Regions from separate parts of the Mus musculus genome. Here region 1 is linked to region 2. A link is a loop called in an ENCODE intact Hi-C map of the cell type or tissue named here. Cell type or tissue: heart. All regions are shown on one strand.

Evidence for each region. Hi-C counts contacts between places; a loop is a spot of excess contacts. Peaks named below come from ENCODE experiments on the same cell type or tissue, not always from the same donor. Only the 100,000 strongest peaks of a DNase experiment are listed, where the experiment ranks them.
Region 1: a loop joins it to region 2, with 27 times the contacts of the local background. A loop is called at or near these places in 13 of 42 quality-filtered maps.

Annotation. Positions count from the first base shown.
Region 1 is chrX:135,566,965-135,571,964 of GRCm38, reverse strand. No RefSeq gene overlaps it. Among named protein-coding and RNA genes, the nearest start is that of Nxf7, 29 kb to the left of the region's middle. In heart, a CTCF peak has its summit at 2,318 (motif pointing left); no DNase peak of the experiment used is centred here.
Region 2 is chrX:135,084,643-135,089,642 of GRCm38, reverse strand. No RefSeq gene overlaps it. Among named protein-coding and RNA genes, the nearest start is that of 3632454L22Rik, 27 kb to the right of the region's middle. In heart, no CTCF peak of the experiment used is centred here; a DNase peak (open chromatin) is centred at 2,282.

The sequences.
Region 1 (5,000 bases), 480 kb before region 2:
TTCTAGGAAGGCAAATGCATGTGTTCCAGCTGCTGAAATGTGGCATTCTTCCCTCAGTGTGGTCCCTTCTACCCCAAGTCTGCTCACTCTGCCTATCTTTGCAGAGGACTCTCCTCTCACTCATGCAGACAGCATATGGAATAATGGTCGAGCTCCCGTGGAAGACAGTATTCTGCTACAGGGAGTGTTCAATATATAACCAAAGGGAAGTGTCCAAGAGGTAACCAAAGGGCAGAGTGTCCAAGAGGTAACCAAAGGGCATGTGTAATGTTCTTTGGCCATGTCCTTTCAAGTTTCCCTGAGGTAGAGATTTAATCCCAACACTTTGAAAACCGAGGCAGGGGGATCAAGACTTTACAGAAATGGGAAGAACAGGAGACCAAGAGTGTCTCCACTGGTGTCACTAGTGATAGTATAATGTCAGTGTCTCCATGCACCAGCTGATTTAACCAAGAGTCAGGCACACAATGTGTCACTGGATAGTCATAAAGCACCAGGAAGCTCGCTGTGTTCCTTTGTGTTGTGCCTAGGAGATAGTGAGGTTTCAGAATTCTCAGCAACCTACATATGAATATACTGTGTGACCTTGATCCAGCTATTCCACTCCTTGGCAGGCACATGTCCAAAAGATCCAACATCCTACCCCACGGATATTTGTTCAGCCATATTCCTTACCACTTGATTCACACTATCTAAGGCATTAAGGTAACACCCTTAATGTCCTTCAGCAGATCCACGGACAATGATGATTTGGTACTTGTTGCGTGCCGTCCAGCAGCTCTCGAGGAATGGGGTTTGGCTGAAGTGGCAGACTGGAGCTGAAAGAAAGGGAACTAGATGGACGAGAGAAAGAAGGGAGCTAAGACAACAAATGTCCTGATCAAAGCTCAATTTTACTATTCGGAGCACCGGGTTATGAAGAAGTGGGGAGGGGCCCATTCCTGCCAAATCATCCTTGGAGTCCAGTTGCAGGTGACCACGATTTGTCTCCGGAACAGCTAGGCAGCAGGTAGTAGCAGGGGGAGTGGCAGATGGATAGGGTGGCAGGCTCCACCCCCATGCTCTCCTAGTGCTAACAGTCAATCCTGATCAGGCTGAGTTGGGGAAGTTACAGGTACTTGCCTGCTAGTACTGAATACTGTTCAGCTGGAAAGAAAAATGAAATCATGAACGCTGCAGCCAAATGGTCTGAACTAGAAAAGAAAGGCATTGGGTGAGGTAGCCCAGACCTAGAAACATGAATGCCACAGGTTCCCAATTGTCTGTGGTTCCTAACTCTAGAGCCTTGGATGTGAGTATATGTCTTGGATTACCATAGAAACCATGAAAGCATAAAGGACCATAGTGCTGAACATGCAATATGAAAAGGAAACTTGAAAAAAAAATAGGGTGAGCTTAAAGAGGGAGCAGACATAAATAGCAATAAGGACACTTGAGATATCCACAGTGCACTTATTATTTTATATTTACAAAACATTACATGTACATATGAACATTCATTTTTTAAATAAAATTCTTCCTCTAAGAGCCATAGACTGCTGAAAAATAAATGCACAGTACCAGGCATGAATAATCTCCTTTCGAGTTTTTGCTCAGAGGAGTCCAGGAGACGGCCACAGACAATATGATTTATCATCACTCCCCTTTTTTTGCCTCCCAGAATTTAAGAAAAGCCCATATTGTTGAAGACACCTGGCACTTTGGACATAGGGCTGCGAGGACTCAAGCTAGGTCTGACTAAAAGCATCCTCCTGTGGGTCTAGCTGACACAGTATCAGAAGGTGCTATGCAAGTAGCCACGTGCAGAAAGCAATAACCCCAGCATTGTTGCCTATGAATCTTAACAATGACCAGCATTGTCCTAAATGTGCAATAGCGGCATTTAAACAGCATTTTCCTAAATGTGCAATAGTGGCATTTAAATCATGGGGAAAAGCAGCAATTGGACTGACGGCTTGATCAATAGGAGACAGATCACATGTGCTACTAGCCAACTACTCTTGTCCTTTGAGGTTATGCCCCATAAAGGAGAACATGCTACAGGCACTTTCTCCTGTTTCTCTTGGTTCTTCTTGAATCAGGGTAATTCCTCACTGCTTTCCAAATACTTATAGCCACAGACAAGTGCTGATATCGCTACTCATTAAATATATCCTCTCTTCGGGTGATGGCAGCCAAAGACATGGCCCAGCAGTTCAGTGCACTGCAGCTCTTCCAGAAGACCTGTATTCAATGCCTGAGCTCCAATATGTTGGCAAACATCTCTGTGAGATTGCAGCAACAAGGGGTCTGCCTCCCTCTACTGGCATGTTAGGGAACTGCATGTCCATGCACAGAGTACAGAGACCTTGGTCCAGGCCTAACTCCCATGCACACAAAAAGATAAAATAAAACAAAACCTAAAAAAAATTAAAATGTAAATTGTTTTTCTTTCACACAGAGACCATTGCTGAAATCTGTAGTGCTCCAAACTCAGAGAAAAACTTATTTTGGTTGCCCAGGCCAAACTGATACATCCACATACAACACAACCCTAATATGCTAGGCACAGAGACCATAGTGGGAGAGAAGGCAGAAAGTGTAAGATACCAGGAAGGTCTGGTGCAAGATTGGACCTTCTATCCATGTCAGGGAAGCTACACCCACAACAGCACTAAGAACACACAGCAGGTAAGAGGCTATCAATTTTTAGGAGGAACAGAGGTGACAGGACAGGGGTTGGAGAGAGGAGTGGGGGATGGTGCAACTCTCCTTTAATTAAAAGAATTTAAAGACCTAGGTACAAAGCAGCAGAGCCAGATCTAGAGAACACAACCTGTTGTGAAAGAGAAAATACACACTTACATTCTGCCAGTCACAAGCAATGGCCATCCCCAGCAGAACTAGCAGTTAGCAACGGACAAACCCAAGAAGTGCAGGGCAGGCAGCAGCTGACAGGAAGCACAGTATTATCCCAAAGAGCCACACATTCTCCACTGTTTCTGTTTGCCAGAGTTTCAATTCCACCAGATGGAGCCAAGAGGTCTCTCCCTTGTGTTCCTTGGGGAGACTGGGGTAGGTGGATACCTTGGTGGCAGAGAATCAGAGGAGAGAGGCTGCACAGTGTAGAGATACAGAAATGCACAACGCATTGAGACCTCCAAGCTCTGTCTGTGTAATGGAAGCCATCTTGGGGTCTCCAGAGAACACCCCTGATGTCCCTCAGTGCTGAGAATTGCCTCCCACTCAGGCAGCAAAGTGTATAAATACATTCTGGAAGTTGTGGGCACTCAACAAGAAGGTGGGCAGGAAGAGACCTCTAGCCCTCAGAGAAAAGGACACCACATATACATGCCAACCAGGTTTAAACAGGTTTAAACTGGACTTGTGGAGAGCCAAGCCCATTCAGCAGCCTGGGCTCACTTCAACAAACTGTGTGGGACAGAGTAGCAGTCATTGCTTATAGTCAGAAAAAGTTTGTATGTAGAGATTGAGTAAACTGTGACACATACTAAGGAAGGGACCTGTCTGTCAACAGATACACGCTAGAGATGTGGGAACCAAGAAAACCACAGAGAAGAAACAGCTACCAATAGATTCGATACAAAACCAACTGTTAGATGTCCACAGTGCATGACTGGATGGAGACTGTCAGCAGACACATACAGTATCCTAAAAGGAACAAAATGAGAATTTCACTGGAATGCTCAAGGTCTCTTTATGAGCTGCTGCTCACACTCCAAATCTAAGAATCACACAGGCTGGTGGGTGGCTTGTGATGATGTGGTTTCTCTCCACACAAGAAGCCAGGAGCTGTATATCTGTCTCCACAAAGGAAAAGGAAAGAGCTACTGGACTTAATAGGTGAAGAGTATTCCCAATCGCTCCATTTGCATCAGAGGAGGAACGGAGGAAAATTAGAGATTCTTGGGGGTGGAATCAAGAAGCCTGGTGGACAAGTCATAGAGCACTGTGTTCACCACTGCAGTCCTGGAAGTGGAGAAGAGAGAAACTACCAGGAAAGCATGCGTATAGTGTATTAGGTGTGGGTGTCTGTGTGTGAGTGCATATGTTAGGTTTGTGTGTGTGTGTGTGTGTGTGTGTGTTAGGTGTGTGTGTGTTAGGTGTGTGTGTGCATGCATATGTTAGATGTGTGTGTGCATACATATGTTAGGTGTGTGTGTATGAATGCATATGTTACGGGTATATGTGTGCATGCATATGTTAGGTGCAAGTGTGTATGCATGCATATGTTAGGTGTGTGTGTGTGTGTGTGTGTGTGTGTGTATCAGTGTGAGTTTCCTTATTCTAAGACAGCAGTCCATTATGTAGCCCAAGATGGCTTCAACAAACAATCCTCTTGCCCTAGGTTTCAGAGGGCTGGGATTGGGATTATTTGCATGTAACACCATGTCCAATTTATATAAGTATACACTGAAGGGAAATTATCCTTATACTTTTATTATTTGAGAATTTCAAACATTGTATTTGGTCATATCCAGTCTTTACTCCCTTCTTAGACCCTGTTCAGTGGCATTGCCACCACTCCTGTCCAAATCTCCCATCTTGTCTCTCTCTCTCTCTCTCTCTCTTTTTTTTCTCTCGAGACAGGGTTTCTCTGCATAGCCCTGGCTCTCCTGGAACTCACTCTGTAGACAAGGCTGGCCTTCAACTCAGAAATTCGCCTGCCTCTGCCTCCTGAGTGCTGGGATTAAAAGCGTGCGCCACCACGCCCGGCTCCATCTTCTCTTTCTTCCTTCCTTTGTCCCTTCCCTTTCCTCCCTTCCCCTGCCTCTCCCACCCTCCCACCCTCCCTTCCCTCTCCCTCTCCCTCCTTCTTTTCCCCTCCCTCCCACTTCCTCCCTTCACCCTCCTTTCCTTCCTTTCTCTTTCTTTCTTTCTTTCTTTCTTTCTTTCTTTCTTTCTTTCTTTCTTTCTCTCTCCCTTCCTCTTTTTCTTTCTCTCTCTCTTTCCTTCTTTCTTTCTTTCTTTCTTTCTTTCTCTCCCTTTCTCTCCCTTTC
Region 2 (5,000 bases):
GCTGAACAAATATCCGTGGGGTAGGGTGTCGGATCTTTTGGACATGTGCCTGCCAAGGAGTGGAATAGCTGGATCAAGGTCACACAGTATATTCATATGTAGGTTGCTGAGAATTCTGAAACCTCACTATCTCCTAGGCACAACACAAAGGAACACAGCGAGCTTCCTGGTGCTTTATGACTATCCAGTGACACATTGTGTGCCTGACTCTTGGTTAAATCAGCTGGTGCATGGAGACACTGACATTATACTATCACTAGTGACACCAGTGGAGACACTCTTGGTCTCCTGTTCTTCCCATTTCTGTAAAGTCTTGATCCCCCTGCCTCGGTTTTCAAAGTGTTGGGATTAAATCTCTACCTCAGAGACACTTTAGAGGACATGGCCAAAGAACATTACACATGCCCTTTGGTTACCTCTTGGACACTCTGCCCTTTGGTTACCTCTTGGACACTTCCCTTTGGTTATATCTTGAACACTCCCTGTAGCAGAATACTGTCTTCCACGGGAGCTCGACCATTATTCCATATGCTGTCTGCATGAGTGAGAGGAGAGTCCTCTGCAAAGATAGGCAGAGTGAGCAGACTTGGGGTAGAAGGGACCACACTGAGGGAAGAATGCCACATTTCAGCAGCTGGAACACATGCATTTGCCTTCCTAGAAACTGGGCTTGGTCTATTTGACACATTCAGAGGCCACCTGCTTTTCCATGTTTCTCTTGCTGACACTGGGCTCCTTGTGTGTTCCTTTGGCCTAGCACTTTCCTTTCACAGAAGGTCACACCGTCATCCAAGCTAGCCAGAAGCTCTTGATCTTCCTGCCTTTCTTGGTTTTTCAAGTGTTGCTGTTATAGGCTTCCATCATTGCCTCTCCACTATCAGATTTACATCCTGTACACAGCTCCCTTTGTTGTATGTCAGAAACATCATGATATGAACAATACACATTCTCTCTTTGCCCGGTGCCTCTCTTGGCTTTCCAATTTCCTTCTGCTACTTTCTCAGACTTCTGTGTACGAATATAAATTCATCCATCATTACTCCCACCAGCTTCCTTTATGAGTTCTGGTTTTTCTGCCGTATATAGAAACCTTTCCCCAATGGCAGCTTACAAGGGACTCCCAATTACAAATTATCAAGTCAGTGTGTAGTTTCATTTGCTATGTACAATCTGTAACCTGTCGCTATTTGTTTGAGATACACCAGGAAGTTCAGATCGATTCTTCACCTTCAAATATCTATTTCGTTTTCCCAGTACATTGGTCTTAACCTGCACCTAGGACGCCTGGGAAAACAGGAGAGGCTACCCTCCCTCTTCCCTGTGTTCTGCAGGCAAATGACTACAAAGACTCTCTCCCAGTGACTTACAGCACACTGTTAACCCCTCCCACCTAACACAATACTAGACTCAGACCCTGCAAGTATAAATACTTAGATTCCCTGAAGATGAACTGAATCTCTCCTTCCCAATGCATCATCAGAAGGAAACGGCTGTGAGCTCAACTCTGAGCCATCTCTCCTTCCAGGCCTTGAGAAGGGGCTCACTGGATCCTGAGAGCTACACCCCCAATGCCACCTGAGAAGAGGCTTCCCGAGGGAAACATGTCCTTCTTCCATACTGTCCTGAGATCCTTGATGCCGATGTCCCCACACTGTTCCTTTAACTGCCTGTTTATAGTAGGACAACGGCCTCCAGCTGGGAACCCAGAGGACCTCAAGGTCACAGCACTGGCCTAGGCCACTGACCCCACCTTACACAAGCCCCGCCCACTGCATCGACCTCTTCTTCTACAGTGCTCCCTCAAAACTTCAGCATCTCCTCCCACTCCCTTACTTGCCCCTCCAATAAGCCACCACCTGTCCCCACTACAATGATTCCTCCTGGCTCCCTTTAAATTTCATTGCTTTGTCCAGGCAGCCTGAGGCAAGCATGCAGATGGACTCTGAGGAAGAACTTTGTTGAGTGTGGGCCTGCAGATCCTCAGTGACAGTCATTGTTGGGCTATCTGCAGGGCTTAGGGGGTTCTGGGTCATGGAGACTAAAAGGCTTTGCTGCCAATGTTCTCCAGAATTGCCATGAGTGTGGTAAGTGAAACCACTTTCCCTGGCTGTGGGCAAGCTCTAGGGAGGTGGCTGTGCTGTGTGTGGTGTGAGTAGCCTGACCAGTTGCAGTTCTTGGCCAGCCCCTTTGCAGAGCACCCCTCCTGTGGCAGTCTTGCTCAGCCCCTTTGCAGACCACGCCTCCTGTGGCAGTCTTGCCCAGCCCCTTTGCAGACTAAGCCTCCTGTGACAGTCTTGCTCTGCCCCTTTGCAGACCCCGCCTCCTGTGGCAGTCTTGCCCAGCCCCTTTGCAGACCCCGCCTCCTGTGGCAGTCTTGCCCAGCCCCTTTGCAGACCACGCCTCCTGTGGCAGTCTTGCCCAGCCCCTTTGCAGACCACGCCTCCTGCAGAAGTCTTGCTCCGCCCCTTTGCAGACCCCGCCTCCTGTGGCAGTCTTGCCCAGCCCCTTTGCAGACTAAGCCTCAAGTGACAGTCTTGCTCTGCCCCTTTGCAGACCCCACCTCCTGTGGCAGTCTTGCCCAGCCCCTTTGCAGACCATGCCTCCTGTGGCAGTCTTGCCCAGCCCCTTTGCAGACCACGCCTCCTGCGGAAGTCTTGCCCAGCCCCTTTGCAGACCATGCCTCCTGTGGCAGTCTTGCCCAGCCCCTTTGCAGACCACGCCTCCTGCGGAAGTCTTGCCCAGCCCCTTTGCAGACCATGCCTCCTGTGGCAGTCTTGCCCAGCCCCTTTGCAGACCACGCCTCCTGCGGAAGTCTTGCCCAGCCCCTTTGCAGACCACGCCTCCTGTGGCAGTCTTGCCCAGCCCCTTTGCAGACCACGCCTCCTGTGGCAGGAGTGCTTTCCAGAGAAGCTGAAGCTTCTTGTCTCTCTTGTCTCCACAGCCCCTTTTATCCCCCACCTCCTTACAGGTCGCTTTCCCACATTCATGCATTCACGTCTGTTTTATTTCATGACGAAACCTCTGTTTTTGACCAGATCTCTCTGTGTGGTCAGAGGTTTGGCACTGTCCATTAATACCCGAGCGTGCATTTTCTGGTACACAGCCCAAGCAACAAGTGTCCAGTCCTTGAATCTTTCAGTTGGCCAAAGTTCACCCACGAGGGGCAGAGCCCCCTAGAGCAGATCCTCATTCTCTTCTCTGCTGCTGGCAGGCCCAGCTTTGTACCTAACCAGTGAAGGCAACCGCCACAGCTGCTGTGAGTGAGAGCATGCTCAAAATGGCTGTGTGATAGCCTGAAGATAACATTTCACATCCCTCGCATTCTTTCCACTCCTTCTGCAGTGCTCTGTAAGCCTTAGGCTAAGGCTGATCTGTGAACAGCTTCACAGAAGGAAAAACAGGCCTGCTACTTTAAACACAGTCTAAAACCCAGGGGAAAACACCCATATGCAGAAGAGTTTTAAATTTTCAAATATTTTTGAGAAACTAACATGGAGTACGGTGGATGGTACCCACCGGCAGCTGATGGGTCTGATACGCAATCTCATTGGCTCCTTCTCAGAAGACTGGCTTATCTGCCCAGTCCTGACGCTGTTCTGTGTTGGCTCTGCCTTTCCTTTTGACCAGGCGATGCATTCGCTCAAGAAACCGGGAGACTTTCAGTCCTGGGAAACTATGACTCAGTGAGGTTGAATTTGCATCCCAAGGGTACCCAGCAACAGAACGGTGGTATTGGTGTGAGTTTCTCTACTTTGTGCTTCATCTCAGGAGTCTCTGATCACGAAAGTTGGGACTCTTCCAGGACCAGGAAGTGGGAGTGGGTGGGTTGCGGAGCAGGGCCGGGGGAGGTTATAGGGGGCTTTGGGAATAGCATTTGAAATGTAAATGATGAAAATATCTAATAAAAAATCAAAAAAGAAAAAAGAAGACAAAAATAACTAGAGCTCAAGTACTAATACACACACACACACACACACACACACACACAAAGACTTGCACCTCCATGCAAGAGGTATCATGGGAAGTGACCATGAGCACTGAAGGAAGTTGCAGCATGTGAATCAGGATAACATATTTGGACCTAGCCAAGAAGAGTCGTTCTTGGGGCTCTGGGGGGAAGCAAAACAACTTCTTATTGAATCTGCAACCTGTGGGAACTCTGAGACTCCTTCCCACACTTGTCCCATTCTTCCCTCATAGGAATCAAGCCAACTGTGCCTGGGCTGTATGTGGGAAGTAGCCCTTCCTTGTGGGCAGAAGACTCAGGTAGCATCTGCTGGTGCCAAGCCTCATGGTCTACCAGTTACCCAGGGAAACCGTCCCTGCCTCACCTAGCTACTTTTAAGAATGCTCTGTGCATCCATCCCTCACTCACTAGACACCTTCAGATCGTTCTGCACAGTTGGAGAGTGCAAATCCAAATCCCTGTGCAGGATCTGAACTCAGAAGTCCAAAATGGGGTCCTCGGTGCATTTCCTCAACTCCTTTCTGGTTAGAGGCCTGAGCCAGCAGATCATGTCTGAGGAATGTGAAAATCAGTCTGTAGCAAGTGATGGGATTAAGGAATCTCTGGTGGATCTATGCTCAGGAGCAAGCCATACCATGCTCTGCACTATTGATTCGTGGGGGGGGGCAGTCTGAGCATTCCTAGGTTACAAAAGAGATAGCTCAGAGTCTAGCTGTGCTGCCCCCTCCACTACCCTCTACCCCCAATTCCTTCTAGGTCTCCCATTTCCCATTGCCCTTCCTGACAGGACTTCTTGGCTTCCATGGATCTTGAAGCCTCATTTAAATGAGACTCTAGGTCTGTCCACCACGATTACAGTTTGTGAATCACACAGATCTTCCAAAATGATATAGAGCCAAGAGACTCCTAGGATGGACGTGCCTAACATCCAGGGGGTCCAACCACTACTCCATATATCACCAGATTACCATTACTACAGGGAATGAATGGTCAGGCAAGTCCCCGACATTTCTATACTCTCAGAGCAGTGGGT